2 separate regions of the Homo sapiens genome follow, and region 2 is linked to region 1. The links are chromatin loops, found by intact Hi-C in ENCODE. Cell type or tissue: Calu3. All regions are shown on one strand. Links, peaks and the distances in the headings refer to the core of each region. The heading gives the core; the rest is flanking DNA.

The links. A loop is a pair of places that touch in the nucleus more often than their neighbours do. Peaks named below come from ENCODE experiments on the same cell type or tissue, not always from the same donor. Only the 100,000 strongest peaks of a DNase experiment are listed, where the experiment ranks them.
Region 2: a loop joins it to region 1, with 7 times the contacts of the local background. A loop is called at or near these places in 12 of 110 quality-filtered maps.

Annotation. Positions count from the first base shown.
Region 1 is chr13:37,636,101-37,644,318 of GRCh38, forward strand. TRPC4 (transient receptor potential cation channel subfamily C member 4) reads right to left here. Exons shown (of 11, transcript NM_016179.4): 9 at 3,158-3,199; 10 at 2,940-3,029; 11 at 1-1,525. The coding sequence ends at 803. Among named protein-coding and RNA genes, the nearest start is that of POSTN, 41 kb to the left of the region's middle. In Calu3, for the core only: no CTCF peak of the experiment used is centred there; a DNase peak (open chromatin) is centred at 4,581.
Region 2 is chr13:38,578,208-38,586,425 of GRCh38, forward strand. The region is part of intron 2 of LINC00437 (long intergenic non-protein coding RNA 437); the gene reads right to left. It overlaps LINC00366 (long intergenic non-protein coding RNA 366), which reads left to right. Exons shown (of 4, transcript NR_046999.1): 3 at 522-626; 4 at 1,001-1,309. Among named protein-coding and RNA genes, the nearest start is that of LINC00366, 15 kb to the left of the region's middle. In Calu3, for the core only: a CTCF peak has its summit at 4,118 (motif pointing left); a DNase peak (open chromatin) is centred at 4,154.

The DNA.
Region 1 (8,218 bases), core at 2,814-6,813:
TAACAGAAATCTTGCCATATTTTTGAAATTCAGTTATTCATAAAGACTCATATTTATACTGATAAGCAGTTGAATCTGAAATAGGTAATTAAAAAAACTGGAGGGGCGAGTTTTTTTCCTGACAAAATGTCGTTAAAAATCATCAGTCATCAAAATGTATTAAGACAAACACTTCTTTTACTTACTGAAAGGAAACCCTGGAACAACCTAAAACACTACAAAGTTTTTCTGAATTTGAGGGAGTTTAGATATGACTCCATGAGAAGAAGACTTGTTTGCTTTGTGTACAATAATTATTTACATGTCGTTAAGAAATAATTTGGTAATATTTGTGTTTTAAAGCCAAACTGTAGGACTAGGTGAAAAGTCCTTGGTGAGTAACCCTCTCTAAAGACCCTAAAAAATTATGAAAAGCTATAATATTTCAGCCACATTGGTTTTTGAATATAAAAATATCTATTTTAGGAGTCAACTACCACATGAAATAAATTGCATTTGTTTTAATTGAAAAAGATAGCTAAAATGTTTCTGTGGGTTATTGCAACAGTACAAGAATACAAGGTGCATTTATTTATTAACAAAAACAATTGTAAGACAAATTGTGAAAGCAAAAGCAGGCTACAAAACAAAAAGGTTTTTGATTGCCTTTGCCTTATTTAAACATGTTACAGGTAATATGCCACAGCTGATAAACGCTATAAAGTGTAAGTTAGCATTTGCTAATACAATTTAAACATTTTCCCCCACCCAGAGCACTACGGAAAATACGTATGTGTATGGTAAACGCTTCCTCCTTCAAGTATCACAATCTTGTGGTCACGTAATCTTCGTGGGTGACTGTGTCTGGGAGGTTTAGATCATAGTCTATACTAGAGTCCTCTTCTTTTGCATGTTTCTCCTTTGGTATTATAGGAACCGTGTCCTCCACCACCACCTTCTCTGACTTGAATGGACACACTCTCTTTCCTACCTGTAACCCCAGTGTGTCCGTATTCCTTTCTCTATGGTCTACTAACACACATTGTTCACTGAGACCGGGAATGCTCAGGTCACCCCGTGAAGCTAATCCTCGAGATTCCAGTTGAATATTTCTCTCAAGTGGTCCTGCAGCCTGTTGACGAGCAACTTCTTCTGAAACAGAGAAGATTTGGTTTGCATTTTGCTCAGCAGCATTTTGTTTTGATCGTCTATGAAATAACCCAAAGTTTTTGATATCGGTCACAAAATTCACTTTTCTCTGCTTCTCCCTGGGCGGCTCCTGAACCACCAGGGCAGAGCCATTGCTTATGTTATGTCTTTCAGAGGCAATTGCTGCTGATCTCGGATGAATCAGGGTGGTTAAATCAAAAAGGCTGAAATTCTTTTTCTTGTCCTTGCTATTACCTTCGCTATCACTCTTTTCATCTGAGTCTGCCGAATTTGAAGACTCCTTCGAGGCATTCGCAGATTGTATTGTGGAAAGTTTGCTTCCTCTTAGTAATCCCAGGACTTCAAAGCGGAAACTAGAAATGTCTTGCTTTAGTTCCTACGTAGAATTTAAAATGAAAAATTCGGTTATGACTTAAACATTTGGAAACATCATTTTCTCGTCTCATATATGGGTCAGAAATGTTTTCACTCCTTTTTAAAAACAAGGATTCTACTCTACTGTGGTTCTATTTAGAATTCCCAGTTCTCTCACGGATACTTGATGTCATTTTGATGTCGACTAATTTCCTTATTGGAATTGGGAAGGACACTTCCTAAGGCTGATGCAAAAAGAAACGTGAGTTATCTTTGCCACCAACGTGCAGCTGAGTATATTGGGTTTCCCTGGGACTACAGTTTCTCTCCAAATTATTCATCTGCTGCCAAGTTACCTCACTGTCTCTGGGGTGTATTTTATAAGATTTTTAATATTGGCCCATTTTTCTGTCCAAAGGGATGTCTGAAAATTAAGTGGAGACTAATTTAAGAGTTGGTAGTTACTTGCAGTTGTTTACTGTCTTAAAGAGGACCTTCCCCCTACATCTGGGTCAGCCTCTACATCCTGGGAATTTCTTCGGATCTAACAGCATTTCTTAGACTCATCCTTTTCCCTTGTCTTTTGGGACAACTGAATTCTCACTCTTACCCTGATGGCAACCTTCTTGGTGGCTTCCTGCCCCAACCTATCTCCTAAAGCAACATGAATCATTTAATATTACAATTTGAACTTTATGGCTGTGAAGAAAATCTGGGCTTCTAGCTAGTTTTCCACCTGCACTTTAAGTTTTGTAATTTCTCTATCTTCTTACCTAATTCACTACTTCATTCTCATGTTCAAACCTGCTATTTTCTATGTTAAATATCTCCTATAGATTTTTTTAAATTTGTTTGTTTGTTTTGGCCTGTAAGATCTTATTGACCTTAATCATTCTTCCAAAATCTCTAAACAATCACTCAATAATTTTAAACTAAATTATTTTAAACATGTGATTCAAGCATATAATATTTCACACATTTTACTTATTTCCTCTTACACAATTTAAAAACTATCAAGGAGAAAGTTTATAAGTGTATTAGTTACAATTAAATGCAAACCTTAAATTCACTGCTATCAAAGTTTTTCAGAACACACAAAGTTTTTGTTGTCAGTGTGTTAGTTAGTAAATGTTTCGGATTTAAAAATCAGGCTGAAATTTCAGAAACAGAAGCTCACTCTGGGATCAGGTAAGTCAGAATGCCATTAAGCACTAGGCTTTTCTCTGTATGTTTGAAAACAATTTATTTTGAGAAGAAATTTCACCACTTGCTTTTCTTTTCTTTTTACAGTTCTGTAGGGTTTCAGCTGAAAAATCAGAAGCCACACAGGCTTGCTGGAACACACAGCTGCATTTCCAGCTCTGATTTTAAATGTGCTCTATCTGGATCCATATTCTGCACAATCTGCCTCTTGTGATGAAGATGAAAATGGTTACCTTAAAGTTCTCTTCGGTCAGGCCTTCTTCAGTTTTAGCATCTCTAATCATTGCAGCAACGTATCGCTTCACCAGGTTCCTCATAACTTCCTGAGGCATTTTAGAACAAGAGTATTGATACTCAATGAGTAAATAAATTTCCTCCTGAGTCAGTTCTGAAGGGGGGACTGCATTTTATTTTAGTGAAAATTTCAAGACATAGTACAAGGACAACTTACTTGGTATTGGTGATGTCTTCTCAAGTTATCAGCAGCTCGCCTCTGAAAAGGAAAAGGACATTCCTTTCTGGTTATACTGTTATATTACTATTCTAAAAAATAATTTATTTTTTTAATCGATAATGTTTTTATTCTTATTTCTTCAAAGTGGGAGTTTTACTAGTCAATGGACAATGGCTAAAGAGTGCTGCACATGAATCAAAAGAATGAGTGAACAAGAGTGTATAATCTATATGACATTTGAAACACAGAATAAGTTAACAATGACAGAACTGTTGTTCTCATACAGGACACAGGATGAAGGAAAATTAGTTAATTACAGTTAATATGCACTCAACATTGACGGAATGATGCTAAGAGAAAGAGATAGGACATATCAAATAAAAATTTAAAAGTTTTCATAAATATTAACATGGCAAGATTAAGAAGTTAGTTATGTTATGTACCAGGTAATCAGAAGCCTCATTAGTCACTGAACTCTCCAATCATATATATATATATATAATATCAATCATATATACAGTAAGAGGAGATTCCTGTTTAAATAGATGGCTGGATTTAACGGAATAAATAAATAAAGGATTCTGTTGAAACACAGCATTTATTAACTCATTTAAAAAATTAAATGTGAGTCCCAGCTCATATTTTGAAGGCATCAGAATGGTTTGAGAGCAGAGGTGGGGTAAGCACAGGGCAGTGATTTGGGATTGTAGAATAGAGAGATGGATTGTTTAATGATTGAAAAAATCCCATTATGAGTTGAGTGAAATAATAAATGACATTAAAGTTATATATTTGCAGATTCTCAAGTATTCTAAAGATATTAGAAAAAAACCCTACATAATCCCAATTTTATGTATGTTGAATAAACATCAGCACTGATTCTTCAGGAAGAATATTGGGCAAAATAATATAAAATAAAAATATCTCTATAATAAAAGAATTAATTTGGTAAATTGTGAGAAAGCAAAAGGGATGATATACCTTGGTTTTAAAATGAGGCTTTTGCTCTTGTTCCTTAATAAATAATCATAGGCTGATAAAACAGAATATTGAAAAGAGCTGTGCCTACATCACTGTGAAATGATAATTTAAATATTAAACAATTTAAAAGAAACTCTTTTCTTCTCTTCAGAGAAATAGAAGAAAATGCTATTTTCACTGGCCATAAGGATGCATCTGTCTTTCATGATTAGTAGTGACTTGTAGAAACAGATGAGACAATGCTTAGGTTCCTAAAGGTCACTAATTATTTTGACTATCATTCACTTTTGCATGAGAAATACATTTTGAGAAAAACATTTAAAATAGGATTAAGTTATTAATTTAAAAACTCAGAAATTTGAAACAACACAAATGTAGAGAGCAGCTTGAAAAAGTATGGCATGGGAATTTTACGGCTGGGCCACCAGATGGAGGTGTCTGACTCATATTGAGACATAGCTCAGCTGAAACCTAAGACAAACTGCACTTCTAAAAGGAAACACACAGTCTTCTAGATCTCCTTAAATTTACTTAAACTAAAATACTAAAGTGAGTCGTACATCAATTTCTTTAACATTCTCACCATAAATATTATAACAGAGATCTGATTTTCATTATTTAAGTAGCTAGAAACTCTTAATTTAATATAGAAAGAATTTAGTCTACTTAATTTTTATTGTTTTGGGATTCTATAACATTTCACTACTGTGTTTTAGAATCCTATCCTTCTAAAATCCAATGAGGAAATTTTCAACAGAGAGCAATTAGAAGTCAGGATTTAACTTTAAATTTCTTTAACATCAAACTACAATTGAGGATGACAGAATCAGAAAATTATGAGTAATAAGTGAAAATTATCATGATACATTTTAGTATTAAAATGAGTACAAACTGTCTTTCCTTCAGTAGAATCTTACTCATCCAACGTCAAAAAATTTTAATACAAATATAAAAAGGTCAAAGACTACATTTTAAATGGTAATTCTAGGTTAATTTTCTTGGGAAAAAACTTAAAAAATCAAAATGGATTGTCAAAAAGAGAGAGGAACACTAAAAATGTTCACTATGGTACCTTTCAGGCGTTATTCAGTTTATATAGTCCAGGTTTAAGACTAAGTTAATGCGATTCATTGTTTTTGCCAACCAATTATATTCCACAATTATGTGGTAATACCACAAAACTATTTTTTAGTTTCACAAAATTTTATCAGGCAATGAACTTCAACATTCTAGCTAGAAAAAAAGAATGGATGAGGTTAACTGTCTTCTGAACCTAAAACTCAAAATGAATGCAGTGCGCTCACCAAATAATTAATGCTAAATTATGCGGCTGATAGAGCTCTCATCTGTTTAATCTCTGTTTCCCTGATTAGCATGACAGAATAGGCTGTTTAGTGATCACCATTATGCCCTTCCAGTTCCTACTTTCTAGGAGAAAGTGTGGTGTGATATTAAGAATATGGTCCCAGGGGTTACACCTGGGTTTGAAGCTGACTGTGCCTAGTCAGGGAGTTTAACTCTGACACCCTACCTCTTCCCTGATTTTTTATTTTGCAGGGTGAAGATAAACTCCATGGGTAATTCTGAAGATTAAATGAGCTAAGAGATTTATGGCATCTGTTGCTAACTAATGTTAGTTCTTGTCCTCTTTGCATTTTTTTCCTTTTTGATTGATAATGTGACTTAATAGCCTTTTAAAAATCTGATTCTCAAAGCTTGTGCATAGTAGGACACATATTATGATTACCTCTGAGAAAGTAAAATAATATACTTACATTTAACTGTGTCCCTTTGCATGATTTTGATGGTAATTCATGCTTGTGGAGCATTTCCTTCAGCTAAATCGTTAGATGCCTTCAGCTTTGGCAGTAGAGAGGTTTAGAGGTAGGAAACTTGCATGTAAGTGATAGAGTAAGAGAATACTTCTGGTAAATTTGGATAGATGTGACCCAGACTCTGTAGGCAGTCATCTTTGGAGGAGCCCAAAAGTTTTATGAACTTTTCGGCATGACATTGAATTTTTGCTATGACCCTAATGAGACAGCCATATGTGAGCGTTGATATAGAAACTCTGAGGAAAATTCAGAGGTCATAGCAAAAGAGAAGGCTGGCTAGGGGTTCCAGCCTAGTGGAGCTGTGGAATGTACCTCCTACAACATGTCGCTACTGAGAAGCCACTCTGATTTGGCATCTCATTTGGTCGAGTTACAGAGCAGAGTCTCCAGGCCTGGGGATGGGAGTTCCATCTTTGCCTTTGTCTCTGGCTGAGCTCAGGGATATTTCTCTTCAGGGACTCAGGATGATTTTCATGGGTTGAGGCAAGGAGAAGCCTACTTCTAGGGAATGCAAGATATTGGGAAAGCTGGTTGTCTACCTCAGATCTCAGTTTTTTCAGTGTAGGAACCTTGAGTTGGGAGAAATTATTTACACTCTTGGTGCCAGGCAGATTGAAGAGAAGGGCATCCTGGATATGGAAATATGATTCTTTCTTTTTCTTTTTTTTTTTTTTTTTTGAGATAGAATCTCACTCTGTCACCAGTGTGGAGTGCAATGATCTCGGCACACTGCAACCTCTGTCTCCCAGATTCAAGCCATTCCCCTGCCTCAGCCTCCTGAGTAGCTAGGATTACAGGTGCATGGCACCACGCCTGGCTAACTTTTGTATTTTTAATAGAGACGGGGGTTTCACCATGTTGGTCAGGCTGATCTCGAACTCCTGACCTTGAGATCTGCCTGCCTCAATCTCCCAAAGTGCTGAGATTACAGGTGTGAGCCACAGTGCCTGGCCAGAAATACGATTCTTTTACCATGTGCTAGGAGTTTTTCATTTCTCTGTGACCCCTAGATGGGCTTTGCCTCCTATCTGAGTCCTGGGATATTTCTGGTGATAATCCTGGCACTGTATATTTGGGTTTGGTTTTCCATGGCAGGGAGTAAAGCCAGCTTGTCTCAAGGCTCCATTTTGGAATTAGAACTCTCTTAACTTGTAGGGCTAATTTAAGGTATATTTATTAAATGACTACATGTGTATGGCAGTGGAGTGCAAGAAACCAGAGATGAATAAAGCACACTTTTGCCCTTAAATGGCTGATAGTCCAAAAGGTGGATTGCCAAGATCATGAAAGACTACACATGAAGGCAAATACAAAAGAAAACACGGGAAGTGCTGTAAGTGTGATATTTGAGTACAGGGGAGAAGGAGGTAATACTGTGTGAAGGAAAGAAGCCGTAACAGCCCTCTTATAGAGAATGCAGTATTAGATGGGTCATGAAGGAATCACAGGATTAGGACAAGGGGAGGTGCACAGGTGTTCTAGATGATTGGAGTAGGATGAGCAAATATGCTAGGGTTAGAAAGTGAGAGGCACATTATGGAGACTTCTGGCAGGATAGTTGCAAAGTCTTTGCTACTGGGAATATACAGATTAGATTGTAGTGGGAAATTAGCGTGGACTCTTAATGTAGAATTTCAGATGGCACATGAATCCAGTGGTTACTAGGCACCTGGGGATTTTGACTAGTTGAGTGACATGTGATGAAAGTGTAATTTCATTGATAGTCATTTAGCAGTAGCACCAAGTGGGAATGAGACTTCCTAGCTTCTGGTGGTGGCTGTTAATTCTTGGAGTTCTTTGGCTTGCAGGTGCCCATCTGCAATCTCATATGGTGTTTTTCTTGGGTCTCGGTCTTCACATGGCCATGTTCTTACAAGGACCCTATTCTAGTATAATCTCGCCTTAACTAAGTATGTCTGCAATGATCCTATTTCCAAATAAGGTCACAATCTATGTATAGGGGATTAGGACTTCAACCTATCTTTTTTGAAGGGGCATACAATTCAACTCATAATATATGTACTCTTTGCAATAAACATCACAATAATTTTTGGCAATTAGTGACACCATTGAATATTACACAATAGAACTACCATCAGTTATATTTAGGACATTCATATCCTTTTTTGTTGAGTAAAGATCAGCTGAACTTCAAAGGGATTTGTTACCTTAAGAGAAGATATCTTTTTCTTATAATTATCACTGGAAATGACCGAGAACAGGAGAAATGAACAATTTGTGA
Region 2 (8,218 bases), core at 2,045-6,044, 940 kb after region 1:
GAGAATTTTAAATTTTATTATATTAGGGTAACCTTTTTCACAGCATCAATATAATGTAGTAATAAACTGTTTTCTTACTATGTCAGTGAGAACAGGTTTGAGAATCCAACAGATTTCTATTGGTACAAGGAAAACTAATCTCCTATCAAAGGATCAGTCAATTAAATGTCCTTGCAAGGGAGTCTTCTGACCATGCATTAGGGTTGCATTAGGCTGCACCATATCATCGTGAGACAGTCATCATGCGTATTTTAATTTTTCTCCTTGAGGATTTCCACTCAACTTCTTGTGCCTAACATGTGTGATTCTAAATTGAACCAATGGTTATAAGTTGTTTATTTCAAGTAGCATTTATAGATTTGGCAAAAACACTGAACTTAGTAGGTTGCTAATTAATTAAAGCTAATTGCTCTTACCCCTTAACTGTTTAGGTGATTGTAAATTAATTTCCTTTAATTGTTGCTAATCCACTATTTGGATAATTGTCTATACATATGTTCAATGTGTTTCCTATTTTATAGCATAGGAGCTGAATTTCCTACATTCGAACTACCACTCTTTACTTGATCTTAGCCAAAAGGCTTAGAGATGATCTCTCCAAACCGCTCTTGTCAGAATCTGCCTGGGTGAGCCTTTTTGAAATATATCTCCTCGGCTCCTTCTCTCCTCTAGACACCAACCGTTTATTCTTAAGGCCTGGGCCCAAAGCTCTCATCTGTTCTGTATTCTGTTATTTAATATCCACAAGGCTTCATTGCTAAATATTCTACTTGTTCCCTACCATCAAGTTGTTGTTGTCATTGTTGTTATTGTTGTTTGAGATGGAGTCTCATTGTGTCGCCCAGGCTGGAGTGCTGTGGCATGATCTCCGCTCACTGTAACCTCCGCCTCCAGGATTCAAGCCATCCTCCCACCTCAGCCTCCTGAGTAGTTGGGATTACAGGCATGCACCACCATAGCTGGCTAATTTTTTTTTTTTTTTTTTTTGTATTTTTACTAGAGACAGGGTTTCACCATGTTGGACAGGCTGATCTCAAACTCCTGACCTCAAGTTGTCCACCTGCTTCAGCCTCCCAAAGTGCTGGGGTTACAAAGGTGAGCCACCGCACCTGGGCCCCTGCCATCTTCTTTACCTTCTTTTTACTCTCTCAATGTATAGTTTTCTCCTTTCTAATTATTCGTAATAGGAATGTTTCATAATCTACAAATAGTGATTCTGTTATGGTTTGGATATTTGACTTCTTCGTACCTCATGTTGAAATTTGATCCCCAGTGTTGGAGGTGACGCCTGCGTGGAGGTGTTTGGGTCATGGAAGTGGATCCCTCATGAATGGGAGTGAGTTCTCGATGTATTAGTTCCCTCCAGAGCTGGTAGTTAAAAAAGAGCTTGGCACCTCCCATCTCTCTTGCTTCCTGTCATGCCATGGAAGCAGCCTGGGGCTTTCATCAAATGCCCAATCTTCTAGCCAGCAGAATCGTAAGCCAAATAGACCTCTGACCTTTATAAATTACCCAGTTGCAGGTATTCCTTTATAGCAACACTAAATGGACTAAGACAAATACTCAGCATTAAAAAAAGTGACATGTCAGTAAATCCAAACATATCATATCATGGGTAAAGCCTTACTACAAAATGCAATGATAATATAGAATAATCAAGGGCCAGCATGCATGGTTTACACAATAAGTGCTGTCAAAGAAAAAAAGCTGTGCATGGTGGTGCATGCCTGAAGTCCCAGCTACTCCAGAGGCAGAGGTAGGAGGATGACTTGAGCCCAAGAGTTCTAGGCTGCAGGGAGTTATGATGGTGCTACTGCACTTCAGCCTGGGTGACAGAGAGAGACCCTGTCTCTAAAAAACAAACAAACAAAAAATTTCCCAAAGAAAAAGAAAAAGAAGAGATACATGTTGGGAGGTTAAATGTCATTAACATTATTTTCTTCATGGCCTTTGCAGCAACATGGATGGAACTGAGGCCGTAATCCTAAGCGAATTAACACATGAAAAGAAAACAAAATACCACATGTTCTCACTTGTAAGTGGGAGATAAACACTGAGTATACATGGTGTGTTAGTCAGGGTTCTCTAGAGGGACAGAACTAATAAGAGATAGAGAGAGGGAGATAGATAGATAGATAGATGATAGATAGATAGATAGATAATAGATAGATAGAAAGAAAGAAAAGTATTAAGTAGAAAAGGGGTTTATTAAGTATTAACTTACACAAAAATGAGGTCCCACAATCTACTGTCTGCAAGCTGAGGAGCAAGGAGAGTCAGTCCGAGTCTCAAAACTGAAGAACTTGGAGTCCGATGTTGGAGGGCAGGAAGTATCCAGCACGGGAGAAAGATGTAGGCTGGGAGGCTAGGCAAGTCTCGCCTTTGAGGTTTTTCTGCCTCCTTTATATTCTTGGAGAGCTGATTAGATTCTGCCCACCAGATTAGGGATGGGCCTGCCTTCCCCAGCCCACTGACTCAAATGTTAATCTCCTTTGGCAACACCCTCACAGACACACCCAGGATCAATACTTTGTATCCTTTAATCCAATCAGGTTGACCATCACACATGGACACAAAGAAGGGAACAATAGACACTGGGGTCTATTTGAGGTAGAGACTGAGAGGATGGTGAGGATTGAAAACCACCTATTGGGTATTATGCCGATTTCCTGGATGACACAATTATTTGTACACCAAACCCCTGAGACATGCAATTTACCCCTGTACCAATACTGCACAGGTACCGCTTGATCCTAAAGTAAAAGTTGGAATGAAAAAAATAATAATAATAAATGTTTTTACAAGTGAAAAAAATCCATCATTCTTTGTAGAAAAATGCCAATTTTCATTTTTTAAAACTTCTATAAACTAAACTTAAAGCAGACATACATGCACATTAATTTATGCATTATGTCATAACAATATTGCTGATTTAGTTCTCTTTTTCATCTTTAACTTAACATGTGAACTGATTTTAAATATACAAAGATGAAATATTATTAACTATCAAGAATCTGATTTACAGAGGATTCACGACAGATTAACCTAAAACTCATTAATCTAAATAAAAGAGAACTATAATGTATTTTTCCCCAGGAAAGCAATAGTAGTTAATAGAAATACGTCCAAAGTATTTCATACATTCATGAGCCAAATGTGCATGGAGGGAAGCTGATAGAGAGATCTATAAGGAACCAGAGACTTGTCTTTTAAAAAACTGTAGATCTGAGAATAACAATCAGATAAAATATAATTTAAAGGTTCCAAGAAGCCCTGATTTTATACCTTAATGAGATGATTGTAAGCCAGATATTTTTTAAACTTCTCAAAGATTTTCAAATTGCTGCCTGTGGAATATGTTATTATATTAAAATCTAGGAACCATTCCAACTACTTTAACAACATTTTTAAGTAAATAAAAGATTTGGAAATTGTATTACCCATGTTATTTACAATTATATGTGAATAAAGGAAAAGAATCATGTTGATTTCTACATACCTTCTGTATATCTATTCAAATTTGAAAGAGAACAGCAAAATCCCACACCTAATGGGCCTCTCTCCTTATTTAGGAGAAATAATTACAAATTTCTCTTCCATCAATATAGAACTTCCATGAAATGTTCTAGCAGTTGGGCTGCCCCACAAGGTAACTTCCACAAATCGTTTGCATCAAATCTGACTTTAGCAGCTTCCTTAGGCAAATTCAGCTGGTATATTTTATCAGGTAAAATGTATAATGTGTGCCTATATGTATATTCCACGTCTATCCACATTTATCACCTCTATATCAATTTAGTTTTGCAGTGTGAGAATGTGATAACATTTCCACATTAATCTTCACTTAAATAGAGTTTCTTTGGGCTTTTGCTGTATAAACCAATGTTCTTACTGCCTTTGTGTTTGGCAGTTATAAATATTTCATAAAGCATAATATAGCTCGGCTGCTTTTTATTTTACAGGAGTAGCAGTTAGGACTGTTAGTTCAGCATATGTCATTAACATTTTCATATCTTGGAACTGGAGCCCATTTATTAAGTATAAAGGTCCACATAGCTTGGAGAAGAATAAAGACAACTGAGTTCACCATATCTGTAGCTTTAAATATTGAAGCATAGTGCCATCTGGCGGGAGAAAGAAATTTAGAGGAGAGATATGAAGCACAGTGTCCCCACAGATCACAGGACACTGGGGAAAAGACAAGCTCAGATACACAAAGCAGAGATAAGGTGTCCCTCCTTTATTATAATTTTCTTCAATTTTTATTTTAGAATCAGGGGGTGCATGTGCAGGTTTGTTGCAAAGGTATATTGACTGTTGCTGAGGTTTGGAGTACAAATGAATGTGTCACCCAGGCTGTGAGCATAGTACCCAGCGTTAGTTTATCAACTCTTGCCCAACCCCCCTTCCGCCCTCTTCTTATATTTCCAGGTGTCTCTTGTTTCCATCTTTATGTCTATATGTGCCCAATGTTTAGCCCTCAAATTTCAGTTGTGAATAAGGACACAGTGCTCAGGGGAGAGTTAAGGCCTTGCTGCAGGACTGTAGCAAGCCAGGCGCTCACTAAGGTATCTCAGATAGGAGAAATGGTCAGATCCTCTCAATCTACATGTCTTGTTTCATTCATTCACTTTTCATTCATTCTTTCATCTCTCTGTTCATTTAACATCTATCTGCTGAGCACCATTCTAAGTGCTGAGGATACAGCTATGAATAAAGCAGACAACATCCTTGGCATCATGAAGTGTACATTCTGGTGGAAGGACATAGACTATAAACCAATGTATCAAGTGACATGTTAAATGCTCTGGAGAAATAATTAAGCAGAGTATGACACTTGAGGGTTGTCTCCGGGAAGGGTAGAGAAGAGGTGCTATCTCCTGTAAAGTGGCCAGGGAAGACCGCTCTAATTTTGTGACATTCAAGCAGCTAACTGGGTCAAATGTAAGAGCAAACCATGAAGATACCTGAGAGAAGAGCATCTCAAGCAGGAAGAAGAAAAAAACGCCAAGGCTCTGAGAAAAGTGCCTGGATTTTCAAGGAACAGGTGACTATGGTAGGGTAGAGTGAGCGAGGGGAAGGCTCAGATTAGGAGAGGTTGGAGGAGGGGGCAGGACAGATTATGTCCGGCTGTTGGCACATTGTTTACCCATCCCAGAGACAATGCCTCCAAGCATGCATGTGTAGACCCCACAGAAGAGAGTGCTTACTACTTTCAACTGAAAGAGGGCAAGAGAAATTCACCTCATTTATACATTAAGTAAATATTCATGGGTGCCTATTATTTGCTATTCTTTGTGCAGAATGCTGAAAACATGTAGATAAATATGATGTTCTCAATTATGTCAGCCTAATGGGGGAGATAAGTAAAATAACAACTAGAATAAACTACCACAAATACCATAGAAATATTATGGGCTATATATTTATGGGGCCATAACATAATAACTTTAGGTAAAATTCATGACAGTCTTCTGAAAAAATATGAGATTAAGATGTATCTTAATGACTGAGGTGTGCCGGGCACAGTGGCTCATGCCTGTAATCCCAGCACTATGGGAGGCAGAGGCGGGAGGATTGCTGGAGGTCAGGAGTTTGAGACCAGCCTGGCCACAATGGTGAAACCCTGTCTCTACTAATACAAAAATTAGCAGGGCGTGGTGGTGTGCACCTGTAATCCTCTCTACTCGGGAGGCTGAGGCACAAGAATCACTTGAACCTGGGTGGCGGTGGTTGCAATGAGCTGAGATTGTACCACTGCACTCCAGCCTGGGTGACAGAGCAAGACTTTGTCTTAAAAAAAACAAAAAAACAGACTGAGGTGTATCTTAAAGACAGAAAGAAAAAAGAAAAATACCATTCTGACAAGAGGGAACATTATATTCAATGATGTTAACATTTCTGATATGTTTGATAGCGTGCCAGGTACTGTTCAATGTGCTTCAATAGATTAACTTATTTCATCTTCACAACAACCTTATAACCATTACTAGTTTCATTTTATATATGAAGAAACTGAGGCTCAGAGATATTAAGGAATTAACCCAAGTGTATTGAATTCTTGTCATGGAACTGGGATTTGCACACTGGCAGCTTGGATTCAGAGTTTCTGTTATAATCCACATGTAATTTTACCTTAGTAACAGACTCTGAGATACAACAGATGACATGTTTCTAAGAAAGGCAAGAAGTGTACTTAAATAAAGAAAAAACATGAAATAGTAGAGAGAGTGGGGATCGAAACAAGCAAAGATAGACAAATGACAAACTTGTAAAACTATTTTCTACAAATATCCAATGATCTTGGGAGTTCTTCTGTCCTACTTTAATATGGTACTCAAATTCCCATGGTGATTTGTATGGGGCCATGCCCATACTACACTTAGAAGGTACCTAGTTGCATCCTTTCAAGAGGCCAGTAGAGAGAGGGCTGGAGGTGCTGCTCTTAGTTCCCCGCCTATATGACAGGGAAGAGATCCAGAGCTGCCTGCATGCTACGGCAGGAGCCAAGAAAGAGATAACAGTGGCCTTCGATTGAGAGAAGGTGGAGTCCAGGCAAGAAAGGTATGGAAGTCAGGACCAACATAAGGGGCTAAGAATGGGACCAAAGATACCAGTGATGGATGCAGTTCCCAAGGACATGTGAGTCCTAGTAGAGCGGCAGCACATGCTGTCAGAACAGAGACCAACAGAAAAGCCCATGTGAGAGATACATCTCAGTAGTAAGAGAAATGATGACACAGACACTTCACAGCAGCTACCACAGTGCTTCCCAACGTTTTTTCCTTCCCCAGAAAGGAGAAGGGAAAGCCCTTTAGAAGAGAGTCCTGAGTTATTAACAACGTATGTGAAAAATGATTTTAAGTAGAAAAAGATGTATTTAATTTAAGTGACCAGATGGCCTTTTCTGCCATCTGTGCAAATTTAACTCATGAGAATGTTAAATTTCTGAGTTAAACACTTGAGTTGCTGTGTAAATTTTAGGTTGACTTCTCATCTATGGTATCTTCTCATGAGAAGCAATAGAAAGAAAACTGTTGTATAGTATCACCGAGAATGGGTAGTACTCAAATAAATATTTTATAATAAAATCATACATTGAGAGTAGTGTGTGTGTGTGTGTGTGTGTGTGTGTGTGTGTGTGTGTGTTTGGTAAAACTTCAGCAAGGTAATATGTTATTGTGCTTTCATATAAATTCTATTTAGAACCAATACATCATTTAATTTATTTTAGCTTCATTTGAACAAGTTGTCAAACTTGAATCTGATTTTTTAAACCACACTGCCATTTACTGGAAAAACACAAAATGATTAAGAACCTGTAGTCTAGAACCAAATTCTGTGTGTCCTCCATTTTGGAATCCTCCAAAAATCCTAGCACCTCCATTTTTCTATATATGTGACTTCGGTGAAGCTAATTTCTCTTTGTTTCAGTTTCCTCATTTGTAAAACAGAAATAATAATACCTACCGCATGCAGTTCTTAAATGGATTCGATATATTAATATTATTAAAGGGCTTGCAGTAGTGCCTGGTATATATTGAACTACATTAAGTTGTAGCTATTGTTAATATATCTTTAAGGATGTCTTACTCAAGAGATCTTTTTAAAACATAAACAGACTAGGGTCTTGAATAACAAGTATAATCACCAGTGATCAATATTACCCAGTTAAATTAGCTCTATGGAACAACAGTGATATATCAATGATATTAAATTTATAAGCCTCTAAACATGATTTACTATTCTTCTTTATTTTTATCTTGCTGCTTTTCCAATGCCTGGAATAGCTGAGATGTCATATTGCTTCCTTATTCTGATATTTACAGAAACAATCCCCAGTAGAGAATGTATTAATACATTACCCAATCTTTAAATGTATTTTATATCTCTGATATTTACACTGACGATTTGCTTTTCAAGTTTTCATCTTACAAGCTTTCTCAATGAGAATGCAATACAAGATTAAAAGAGAAATCGTTGAAAATACAATTTCTTTTTTTTTTAATAAAGAAAAAAGGTTTAATTGACTCACAGTTCCACATGGCTGGGGAGGCCTCAGGAAACTTACAATCATAATGGAAGGCACTTCTTCACAGGGCAGCAGGAGAGAGAATGAGAGTTGAGCAAAAAGGAAAGCCCTTTATAAAACCATCAGATCTCATGAGAACTCACCCACTATCACAAGAATAGTAGGGGGAAAACCACCCTCATGATT